2 separate regions of the Mus musculus genome follow, and region 2 is linked to region 1. Evidence: chromatin contacts called from ENCODE Hi-C or POLR2A ChIA-PET data. All regions are on one chromosome and are shown on one strand. The core of a region is the stretch at or near the end of the contact, and the rest is flanking DNA. Distances in the headings are between cores, read along the strand shown. Region 1 overlaps Gm32659 (a long non-coding RNA gene). Region 2 holds the start of Snap25 (synaptosomal-associated protein 25).

Region 1 (5,993 bases), core at 1,889-4,388:
TATGACATTTTCATGGGCCCCAAACTCTTCTCTAAGTTACAGATTATTGGGGTGTTCAATGTCAGAATCAGAATCACCACAGAATTATGAAAGCCTATTATTAGGACAGGAAGGAAAACTAAGGGGAAAGAAGTGACAACCATTAAAACATAACAGTGTAACATACAGAGCGAACCCTAAAGGTGTGATTAAAAATACTGAATATTCAACAGATATTTTATATGTTATCCGGTTATGGAAAACACACTGTTACTAGACATTTCTCACATGCTTTTTTGCATAGTGGCCTGAAGCTGGATATGCTATAAATGACAAGATGTCCATCTCCTAGAGGACTGTTAATGAAGAAAGACAATGCAGCCACCTGGTAGAAGACATTGAATGGGTACTTGATATACTGATGGTAAAAGGTTTAGATTCAGTACAGGGCAAGATTGCCATTTCAGCTTCAATGACTGTACCATAATTTCCAAAAAGAAAACCCAGTTCTTTTGCCCGCCAAAAAATGAGCAACAAACTTATCCAAGCAAGACTTACAGGACTTTCTGGGTGGTTCACTGGTTCAAATCCCTCAGTTCTTGAAAGCAACAACTAAGCTAGGATAGGGGAAGAATGTCCAGATACCTATACTCTTATAAAAAAGGGTTGTTCTCTGGAAACCTTCCTGAAGGAGGTAGAGAACTATCATGTCCGGCAAGTACTGGGTGAAGAAATAAGACATTGACTGAGTAACCAGCCCCTGCTCTACCTACCCATATGCCTTTCTACTCTATTTCATCTCAGTTGGATCAAAGCCTTCTGTCTGCCTCCTCCAACCTGCTCTTGCTCCAGACCTATGGTTCAGACATCACAACACCCCCAGTGTGGTCTCTGATCTCACTTCCTCTTTCATCTCTGGCACAGCTCATTCCAGACTTAACTCTTGATGCCTATAGATTTTCCATTTGGTTCGGAGTCCCTTTCTTAATAACCATCAGTGGACTGACTGTGCTTATACACAGCTCCCAGCCCTCAGAAAGGTGGGGCTTTAGTTCTCAAGTGTTTTACACAGATAAACACCTGTCTGTCTGTCTGTCTGTCTGTCTCTTTCTCTCCCTCCCTCCCTCCCTCACTCACTCTCTGCCTCCCTCCCCCCTCTCTGTTTCTCTCTCTCCCCCTCCCTCCCTCCCTCCTCCCCCCTTCTCTTTAATCGCAGCATGCTGGTTGCTGGAGTACCCACCCAGTGCTGACACTTACAAAGCACTTTATTCTGCACTAATTCATCTGACCCTCACAGTGGTGGTCTCAGGAGGCAGAAGGGACACTAACTGCTCATATGAGGGCTCAGAATAAAAAGAAGTGACCCCTGCTGGTGTATAAAGCAGCCAAGACTTAAATCCAATTTTGCTGTTATTTTTTTTTCACATAGTGCTATTTTTAAAAGCACTAGTGTTGCAGCGATTCTTTATAAGAATCTTTATATGATTCAACCATAGAGAAGAAAATTGCTAAGAAAAGGAACGAGCTGGTATGGCTACCAACTGGCTGGAAGAGAAATGACTACCACGATGGCTCTTGCTCAGATGAGTGGCAATCACATTGCAGCATGCCAGTACAGACCTTAGGATTCTGTTGTCGACTGGCAGTTGACCAGTTGACTACAATAACTTAGTGGGCTGAATGAGCTACAGTAAGAAGTCCATACGCTTTATAAATGTTGGCATCCCTCCAAGCCTTGAGAAGTACAAAAATATAGAGATAACACTGGCTATACTGTGAGCATGCCGACATCTATTTGAATAACAGCTTTAAAATATTTACATTCCAAAGTAATGGGGTATTTCAGCTTACAGAGAGATCGGGGAAATACTAAAATCTACATCTTACTTAGGTGTCCAGCTTGTTCATAGGTCATGGTGTAATCTGACGTCAGTTCAAGATCATTTCTAGCCAACCAGTTTGAGTGGGAGACAACAGATATTCTGAGGAAAGGTCATTAACTTATGAAGTTGAGCAAGCTCATGGCCTGGTCTTCTTCTTTCTTTACATATTCATCAAACACTTACAATGTGCCAGCCATGGGCACTAGAACAATTCACAAGATAAAGCCCTAGATCCCAAGGAACTCATTCTTTAGAGGAGATGTTCTATTTACAGAACAATAATGCATAATGAAGTAAATGCAAAAGGGGAAAACTCAGCACAGCTGTGATAGACAGGATCTATTTTGGGTAGGATGGCCTTTGAGGCATGGGGGTGGGGGGCACTTTACCTGTGGAGGGGCCATCCAGCATGCCCGAAGACCCAGAGGCAGAGATAGATGATCAGCGGGGAGTTTAAAAAACAGAAACAGCATGACTAGACTAAAGTAAGGGCACATAGAGACCAGAGGGTGAGACATGGCAGGTGGCGATCATGGAGGGTCCTCTCAGCTTAGCACCGACTTTGGACAGGAAGATATGCGGTAAACAATGGTCTTTCTTTGCTTCCAGAATCTTGACTGATGTATGGAGAAATGACAGCTCTCTTCTTTTGGGGGAATCGAGCTGGTATGGCCTAGAGAAACAGAGAGCTTCCCACTGCCTCTCTGTGAGGCAGGACTTAGAACCGGGTCCTTTATGAAACATGTCACTGACCATCTAGCTTGAAGCAAAAGCACATCGAGGCCCCGAGGGGCCTCTTCAATCTGCTGCCACAGTGACTCAGGAGGGAGAAGGGTCCCTCTAGCTCTATCTTAGCAGGAGAGTCTATGGCTCCTGGAGGTGGGAGCTATCCTAAGATGTGTCTTTTGGTTAGTTAATACTGATAGGATCCTAGCTGTAACTACCTTCCAAAGATGGACTGGGAACCAGCAGAATGGTTATTTTGAGGATATTCGAGGCCTCCAGACCCTATTTCCCTTTTTCTAAGTAATACAGATATTCTTAGAGCTTTAAATTATGAGTGCATTTCTACGCTCCTGCAGAATTCAAGCTGGGAGTCTGGGTAGGAAGCTGTTTTTAAGGCCAGAAACTTCTAAGGACTCTTGCTGGCTTTCCCCGATCCTGGAGTGAGGCCTCTGTTATGGCTTAGCTGCTTCAAAAAACCCTGAGTCATTCCAATGGTCCTGTCTCCCCTTTTCCCTCCCGCAGCTCTCCCAGTGCAGAACAATCTAGGAGCAAACACCCTCCTCCCCTCCTGCGTAGCCGCCTCTGCGGACAGAAAGTGGGGGTGGCACAGCCCGGGCAAGCCGGCGGGGAGGGCGCCGGGGACGCGGTGCAGGCTGTGGGCGGAGGAACCGTGTCCCCGGTGCCGCAGTGAGCGGGTGGCGGAGGAACGCGGGCGGGAGGCCTCCTGAGTCACTGCGGCTGCGGGGCGCTGGAGCCTCAACCCCCGCCCTTGCAGGCTGCGGCGGGGGCGAGATGCGGCATCCCCTGGGTCAGGGGTCCCTCCGGCTTTCCAAACAGCCTGTGCTCATTTCCGCGGGGGCCTCGGGGCACTGCACACTCACTGCCCTGTCACTATTTGTTAGTCCTACATCTGCCCCGCGGAGATTCGCCTTAGACCAGAGACTTCTATGCCACCCCCGGGTGGATTCGGGGGCCCTCGCGTTTGGCGAGGTGCCCAGAGCGTCATCAGAATTTGGGAGATCAGTAAACAACACTAAGAGGAAGGAGTGGGGAGAAGAGGAAGGGAAGGGGAGAGCAGAGGGCGGGAGAAGATCAGAAAGACAAAACCTAACAAAACAAAACAAAACAAAATAAAACAAGCAGGAGTAAGCGGGGGTGGGGCATTCCTAATTTGCAGTGCCGAAGCCCACCCTTCGGTTGTATAGAAACTAAAGCCCTCTGTAGCAGTGGGGGTCCTCCCAAGATTTATGTTACTGAAATCAAAGCCAAGGTTCTCGGGGTTGGGGGAAAGTCTTTTGCGTCTTTTGCTCATAAAATATGAGAAGGCTCAAAATGCTGTCCTCAAAATACCACTTGATTGTAAGGCAAACAGACTAGTGGCTCTTGCCTGCTTCTCTACCATAACCTGCAAATCTAGAGCCAGTAAGAGTCTCCGAAAGCATTTAAGTGCCCATTTTACAGGTTAGGAAACAGATTCGGTGAGGGATGTGGGCAAGAATCAAAGAGATGGGGTGGAGTTTCCGCCCCATGTTTTTCCCCTTTGCCTTTCCTTAGCTCTTCACTTCATTTCTCCCATATTAAAATTCTAATAGAAGCCCCGGCCCCACTCCAGGCCCAGAGTTCAACTTCAGTCGGGAAAACAGTGAATTCTGAGTGCCAAGCCCCAAGCAGCCGCAGCTAAACAACCTCCCTCCCCACGCACGCCGAGACTGTCACAGCTGCCAGCCGCAGCTTGACAAGTTTCTGGGGCATCTATGCGCACCGAAAGAGGTGCGTCTCCTGCGGCAACAAGAACAGATTTTTGCCATCTCATCCCCACTTTCGCAGTCTCCAGTTGGCTTCTTGTGATTGGCCAGAACTTTCCCTCTTAGAGATGAGGAGAATCCAGTCCTCCAACCAGCTAAGAGAAAACAACACTCCACCACCTCGCAGCAGCAGACCCGGGACGCTCCACCCCCTCCAATGGCCAGGCTGGAGCCCCACAGGCAGAAAGATCCTCCCTTCCGGAAACTCTGACCATTTAAAGTGGGCACGGGAGGGGGTGGGGTGGGGGATGCAGCCTCTGACCACCAAAGCTAATCTGTTCCATTTAGCCTGTAATTGAGGGTGTCATTGTGTGTCCTTCAGCTTTCAGGAACAAAAGTTCTTCAAAATTGAACTTGAAAAGTTGCCATGGAGGCTGGCAGTTTGTGTTCACCGGAGGTGGTTGCTAATACACGTTAGATTTGGGGCAATTAACCTTGCTGCCTGCCTACCTGAGTCTACACTCCTACAACATCTGAACCACACTCACCTGTGACTTCCCTCAGAATAGGAAACTACTCTTTAAAGTAACCTATAATATTGCCAGGTCCACCAGGGCTAAGGCATAATTAGTTATCAGTAGTCCCAATTTACAAGTAAATCTCTGCTTTGGCTGTGTGTTAGAACCGCTTGGGTTAAAATAATACTGATGCACAGGTTGCCTCTGAAACTATGAAAATCACTGTTGTACAAGTGTTTCCTAATGGTTCCTCCAGGAGACTGTAACACACAATAAACCTGAAAGTATCCTCTCTCATGGAGGGCACCCTTGCCTGTCTCCCAGCTGTCTTCTAGTAACTGTGTCTGATATTCCTCTGGAAACAACACTCAGCAAAGCATCCTAGAGACTGGTTCTCAACCTCTATCTTGCCATCACCTGTAGAAAGTCCCCAGGTAAGTCAAGGCAACACAAAAGACATCACCAGTCTAGTGAATTATATCCATACTCAGCAGAAACAAATGACTTCCTTTTCACAGGCACCATGGGAGCCTCTGTAGTGCAAGACATCCTATCAGAGCTAATTTGTCACATAACTGCATGCTATCTTGTTTTACCCTGAAAAGCAAGTTCTGACATAGTAGAACACCAAACACGTGGTTGTTTGCTGTTCATGGTCAAAAATGCAGAAACAAATGGTACTTTTCAACTTTCCAGTTAATGGCTGTCAAAAAAAGAAGGGTGAGGGAGCTGAAACAGGTATGTCTTGAGTTATTTCTTCAATGAGCATTAAGAGCAACGATAGGAGGGGACTGGAGAGATGGCTCAGCAGTTAAGAGCACAGGTACTGCTTCTTCCCAAGCACCCAGGTTCAATTCCCATCACTCATATAGAAGCTCACAATTGGCTGTAGCTCCAAGTTCTGACATTCTCATATAGACATACATGAAGGCAAAACACTAATGCATATAAAATGAAAAGAAAGAAAGTAAGTAAGAAAGAGAAAAAGAAAGAAGAAAGAAAAGAAAACTTAAAAAGGAGCCATGGTAGGTTAATTAGTTAAATGATTCGTTAAATGTGAAAAATATTAACATTAAATTACATGTTAATAATAAATAGGACCTCAAGACAAAGCAAACGGGCTCCTAATTCTAAAGATGTTC
Region 2 (5,993 bases), core at 1,710-4,209, 35 kb after region 1:
CAAAAACATACTTTTATGAAATTGTAATTGTCAAGCCAACTAACAATCTTTGGAGGTTTTTTTTTTCTCTTGTTTTCTGAATTTATATTTATCCATGTATTTATTCATTTACATTTTGGCATTTTGGAACAAGGTCTTACTATAAAGCCCAGGCTAGCTTCAAACTTACTGTATAGCCCAGGCTGGCCTTGAACTCACAATGAAGCCCTTGCCTTAGCCTCCCACTTGGCTATGAATCTTGAACTTTGTATTCCAAGAATAACCATTGCAAATTAGAATGCTTGGGGGCATGGTATACCAAAGAGCTTTCAGAGACTGCATTAGCATACCATACATACCCATTAATCACAGCAGTGAGTTCCTTGGCATCAGGAACTACACATACTGGATCTTTGTAGAGGGGACTCAGACACAGCTAAATCATTTCGGGGCAAAATTGTCTTCACCTTGCTTCTCTGTATGGGCCAAGTCATTGTAAACCCAGAATAACATAAATCTGCTGGCCGGGGACTGTCAATCATCACCACGGGAGTTTTTGTTTGTTCTGCTTTATTTTAATGAAACAATAGAAACAATACGATATTCAAAGTATATTAGGGACTATCTTGCTACACAGGAAAAGCTTTTACATTTCCAGGGTATCTTAGATTAGATCTTAGTGATTCCCAAGCATAGAGAACCTCTTATCATCATTTTGTGAAGGAGCATACAGATATGAATAATGCTGTCACCTCTTTCAGAGGGGCTGTTGGTATTTTCTGTGGCTCCATGAGTCAGTGCGACTCTGTCTTCCTCTCTGTAATTTCTGAAGTTGTCAGTGTGAGGAATCTTCAGCTAAAGATTCAGAACACCAAGCTCTTCTCTCCGGTGCTTGCCACATCACTTTTGCCTGCAGAATGAGGCTCCCTCAATGACGTACTTAAAAAAAAAAGGGGGGGGGGGGAAATCCCCTGCCCCCATTCTTTCACAAACTTTCTGCCTGAATGATTTCTAGTTGGAGGGCCCTATACATATTTTCTTTCTCCTTCTTGTAGGGTAGTTTGTCTGTCTCTGCCAACTCTGCATGCTGCCTTTTTTTTCCCAAGTCATATCATAACTGAAAAATATTACATTCTTAAGCCTATTCCTGCGAGCTTTATTATAATGAAAATATGAGCTGGAATGGCAGCCTAGTGAGGGCCAAGCATATTTTTTTCTGTCGTACAAAAATTTAAATGTTGAATAACTCAGTAAGCAAATTGCAGCAGCAATATTTCAGGAATCCGGTTTTAATCAAAACCCAAACACCATCATCATCGCAAACATTAAGATTTCAAAATATCCTTTGGATCTTGGTATCTGTTAGAAAAAGGAAATTCTGCTCCTCTCCTATGTACATCCACCCAACCCCCTCCTCCCTCAGCTCCCCGTCTGTCTTCGCCTACAATTAAAAGCTTTATTACCTAAGCTTGCCTTTAAAACCAGCAAGCGTGGTGTGTGTGTGTGTGTGTGTGTGTGTGTGTGTGTGTGTGTGTGTTATCGAGACCGGGGCGGGGGGCGTTTACGCGTTGCTTTTCAGATCCAGTTTTAAGTGTGTGTGTGTGTGTGTGTGTGTGTGTGTGTGTGTGTGTGTGTGCGCGTGTGTGTTTCTAAGAGAAAAGGATTTTCCATCGCCCAAGAGGCCATCAAGTTTTAAGATTGCGAGGCACGACTTCTAATCGCATCCTCCGCGGAAAAGTACAAACAGTTCCTGAGACGAGGTCCCCCACCTCCCACGCGCTCCCCAGCTCTCCCTCCCTGCCTAGAACCCGGACAACCTCCCCAACACCTGTGAATCATCTAGAGGCTGCACCACCGAACTATTTGCATATCGCCGCCTGCCCTACCCAGCTCCTGACTGCTCCTGACGCACGACAAGCAAAGACAGGATTATATTGTGTGGTTATTACTTCTAATCTTTCATCTGAACCAGCAGAAGTAGACATTCTTGCTCATACCAGACCCAGAGGTTCAGAGGGTCGGCCACTGAAAGTGCTTGTGCAATGAGTGACCCTCCAGATTTCAGTACTGTCCTAGCCACCTTCCCCCCACCCCCACCCCCGGATGTCTGGACACGTTCTAAGAAACCCGAATACCGCTCTAGGCCCAGACTGCAAATTCAACCCGCCACAGAGTCATCTATAAGCCCCGGGCAAACAACTCGCAACTCAAAGCCCTAGCCCTGCAAACCCAAGCTAATAGGGCTAACTAGCTTCCCTCTCCCTTTCCCCAACTCAGGTGTTATCTCGGTGATAATTGCTCTGACGTACTTTAAAAGAAAGTGTGAGCCTTTCCCAAACTGGCCATGATTAAATGAGAACTCTAAACCTGCAATGCTGCTTTAATACAATAATTTTCATAAAAATAGCAATGTGAGTAACCTGGTCACGAAAGGAGCTGGTGAGAGCGAGAGCTGAGGGGAATGCCTCTTCGGACCCTCTTCTCTGGAGAAAATAAATCACAACAGAAATCTATGCCAATCCCTCACATCATTACCCTTCTATTCCTTTACCTTCCTCTCGTGTCTGTGACTCAACCAAAGACAAATCATCAGGGGAACGTTTTACATATAAATATGTATATGTTTACATTATTATAATTGTATATACATTCCAAACACACGTATTTACATACATATATTCACATATGCATGCACACGTAAGCAAACGCATAGGCCATCAGGAAAACAGTCGCAAGAAATATGTATTTCCCAAGACGGTGCTAAAATGGAGTCAAAAGAATCGCTCCATTTGGGTGTTTATAAAAGATTGAAATAAAAAGGGTTGCTGCAAAGCGCTCAGGGAGCTGAGTCAAGCGCTCCGCACCTCCCGGCTCCTCCCCTACCGCCCCCAGCCACCTTCCTCCCTCCGCCCTCCCCCATCACACTTCCTCCCCGCCCCTCGAGGAGCCGGCTATTAAAAGCTGCTGACGTCAAAGGAACGGCCATCTTTGATGAGGGCAGAGCTCACGTTGCATTGAAGAAGAAACCTCGGGGAGGTCTGGAGCTGTCTTTCCTTCCCTCCCTACCCGGCGGCTCCTCCACTCTTGCTACCTGCAGGGATCAGCGGACAGCATCCTCCGGAGAAGACAAGGTAAAGAGCCCCCTCCCCCGATCCAGGTCCTAGCCCTGTATGGCTGCATACACAGAAGGGACTGCAGCTGGCAGCCCAAGTGAGCCTGGGTAAATACAAGTATTGGTGCACTTAGGGTGCGGTATTCCCTGTGTGCATATCTACCTAGACTCTCGCCTGGGGCTGCATAAAAGTATTTTCGAGGTGAGCTGTTTGGAGAAGGAGTGAATGGGGACACTACAGATGGAGTGGTGGGAAGAAATAGCGAGGATGTGTACAGAATAATAACTTACTCTTTTGAAGCAGCCGTGGGACCCTCTTCCATCTTGCGATGCAGTTTTGAGATATGTTTAGGTTATTAGGATTGTGGGGTTTTTTTTCTACCTGTAGTCTAAAATTTAAAAGCAAAACACGATCTTGTAGTTCGTTCCAACCCTATGATTATGACTGTAGTGTTTAGGGCACTGCTACCCAAGGGAGATGAGAAGGCAGGGTGTGGGCGCTGGGGAGGCGAAAGGAGAAGGGGGGCAGTTCCCTCCCTGGGCAAGCTGAGCTGCGGCAGCGGCAGCGGCAGCAGCCTCCATGCCCCACAGACTTGATTTATGCCGCCTGCCCCAAGTCAGCTACAGGCGAGCATGTGCTGCAAAGTGGGAGAGCTCTGGAGGTTTGGTGCGGTGGGCTAGACTAGTGGGGGTGCGATGGCGGGAGCTCAGCACCCTGGACAGGAGTGCTCGGCGCCCGCGTCGGCGCCCTGACCTTTCAGCACCGCGGACAGCGATCCGGCTGCAGCGCCGCATTACCTGCTGCAGAGATGCCTGGCTGGGACTAGAGGCCAAATTTTCTCTCTGAGATCCAGGTCTTATAGAAAGTCTTAATAGAGCTCGCATAGTAGATTAAAAGAAAGACAGAAGAATAAATCCTGTCAGCAGGGATTTATTTACAGACAATTGCCTGCTCTCTTCCTCACTTCCCACGTAGCTTCAAGAAAAAGCAGACTACTTGTAGAAGCCTTCTGTATTTCTTCCTGTGCCTTGGTTTAGACAAAAACAAAACAACAAAACAAAACAAAACCATACTTTTAAAAACGGTCACTTATCCTCCATTACGACATATATACTGTAATTTTTTGTATTTAACACAGGGTAGATATATCCGTTGATATTAGGTGGGCTCCAGTGGGCTTATAAGATGATGCTAGTACTATCTATTTATAGGACAGTTCCTTCCCTGTGTTTTTTTTTAATATGGGTTATCTGAACTAGTTTCTGGAATAAATCCCTTTGTCACTTTTCCTTTATTCTTAAAACTAGGTAGAAACAAGCATACACAGCCAAAAGAAAAATTTCAATATCTTTGGCTGTGGTTTTGGAGTTAGTGCATTTCATATTAACATTGGATATGGCAGATTGATTGCTGTAGATGTTGACGTTAAGAATGGTCATCCTTGGGAGAAGTTAAACATGTCCTTCAGGGTTATGAATCGGCTGAAGCAGGAATCTGACCCCCAAGATTCACTGCAATTTCTATTATGGCACTGCAGGATTTTGCTGAGGTCATGATAACTATTTTCTTCTCTGAGGCTTAGAGACTCCGCATGAGCAAAAATTGTCATGATGATAAATATCTGTTTGATTTAGAGTCTCATAATTGTCATGAATGTATCAAGACTAAAATGATATGCTTTCCACAGTTGTTAAATGAGAATAACAGCTTCATATATAAGGATGTATATAATGCATTAAAGACATGCTAGCATGAACCCTTTTAAAGACCTCCTCCCAAAGGTCTTGAATTGTGTTCATTTAGTTATAACTCCAATCATCTGTCTCCCAAAGATACTAAAATTCTCTATTAAAAAGAGTTATTTTATCCCCAGCTATTTATTTGTGGGTTCTCTTTATAAAAATCATGTGTTTCCATGTATGTATATGCTGGCATATTATTGTGTGTAGATGTAAGTTGATCTCAGTGGAAATTCATTCCAGATTATTTAGCTGCATGGGAGTTTATAACTCTGAAATCTTCAGATATAATAAACAACTACGTTTCATTGATGGGAGGTGGAGGGGGGGGGGAGTATGGGGAGGAGTCTTATTTAAATGCTTTGCTGTTATAGTGCAAATCCAGACAGTTCTGCGCAGTTGCGTCAAATGCAAAGCCTAATGCTGCCTGAATTATGTGCTTGAACGTTAGTAATTACTGCTAGGTTTGCTGGATAGTGGAAGATGAAGGAAGGGGGCATAGCATTGCAGTAAAGCTGGCTAAGGTGCCGAGGTGGGAAAAAGAGGCAATATGAGTATTTATATAGCTGAATATATAGGAAAGTTAGCTGAGAAAATAAAAAGAAATGTACCTGTGACGTAGATTTAACATTTTTGTCATGGAAAATCTTCAGAAGGAAAAATAATAAGATGGTTTTTCTTCGTTTTAAAAATCCAGGACAATGTGATGAAGGAGGTGGGAGCAGAGAGGCATATGGAGAATCCAGGAAACATTCCTGCAGATGGTGGGATGGAACCTGCTTGTTTGTTTATTGTTGTTTTCCACATTTAGCATTCTCAGCACAAAATAATGTACAATTTCTACAATCTTTTCATGGTGCAATATCCCTAGAATTGATAATTTAACCTTTACTTTATAAAGCTTTCACAGCTCTAAGGCAAGCTGTCCCTTAATTTGTTAGATGATATTCCTAAACTCTAAAGTTAACCCTGCAGTAAAGGTTATCAGCTGAACAATTGATTTCTCCTCCAATGACGCCTAGCAACTGCATAGCAGCTGGCCTTCAGGAGAACTGTTGGCTTTGACCATTGTAGAAATAAAAACAATGTAATAAAGAGATTGAAGGAGGAAACAAAAGAAAATCCTGACTTTTAAATGATGCACTATCAATAAGCAATGCTT

What was found. A loop is a pair of places that touch in the nucleus more often than their neighbours do. ChIA-PET counts read pairs that join two places held with the same protein, here RNA polymerase II (POLR2A).
Region 2: a loop to region 1 is called in a map of left cerebral cortex, with 7 times the contacts of the local background. The contact joins the promoter of Snap25 here to the enhancer-like site in region 1. A Hi-C loop is called at or near these places in 7 of 37 maps with a recorded cell type or tissue (heart and left cerebral cortex). POLR2A ChIA-PET finds 5 or more read pairs at or near these places in 2 of 5 experiments (both embryonic stem cell).

The regions. Positions count from the first base shown.
Region 1 is chr2:136,675,538-136,681,530 of GRCm38, forward strand. All of the region lies in intron 2 of Gm32659 (a long non-coding RNA gene), which reads right to left. Among named protein-coding and RNA genes, the nearest start is that of Snap25, 35 kb to the right of the region's middle. Within about 2 kb of position 3,139, at least 1 of the 3 ENCODE cell types and tissues checked has a DNase peak (open chromatin) inside an H3K27ac peak, as active enhancers do; it is heart, where a contact is called at or near this core.
Region 2 is chr2:136,710,491-136,716,483 of GRCm38, forward strand. Snap25 (synaptosomal-associated protein 25) reads left to right here and starts at 2,960. Exons shown (of 8, transcript NM_011428.3): 1 at 2,960-3,110. Gm32659 (a long non-coding RNA gene) reads right to left here and starts at 3,848. Exons shown (of 3, transcript XR_375013.3): 1 at 3,383-3,848.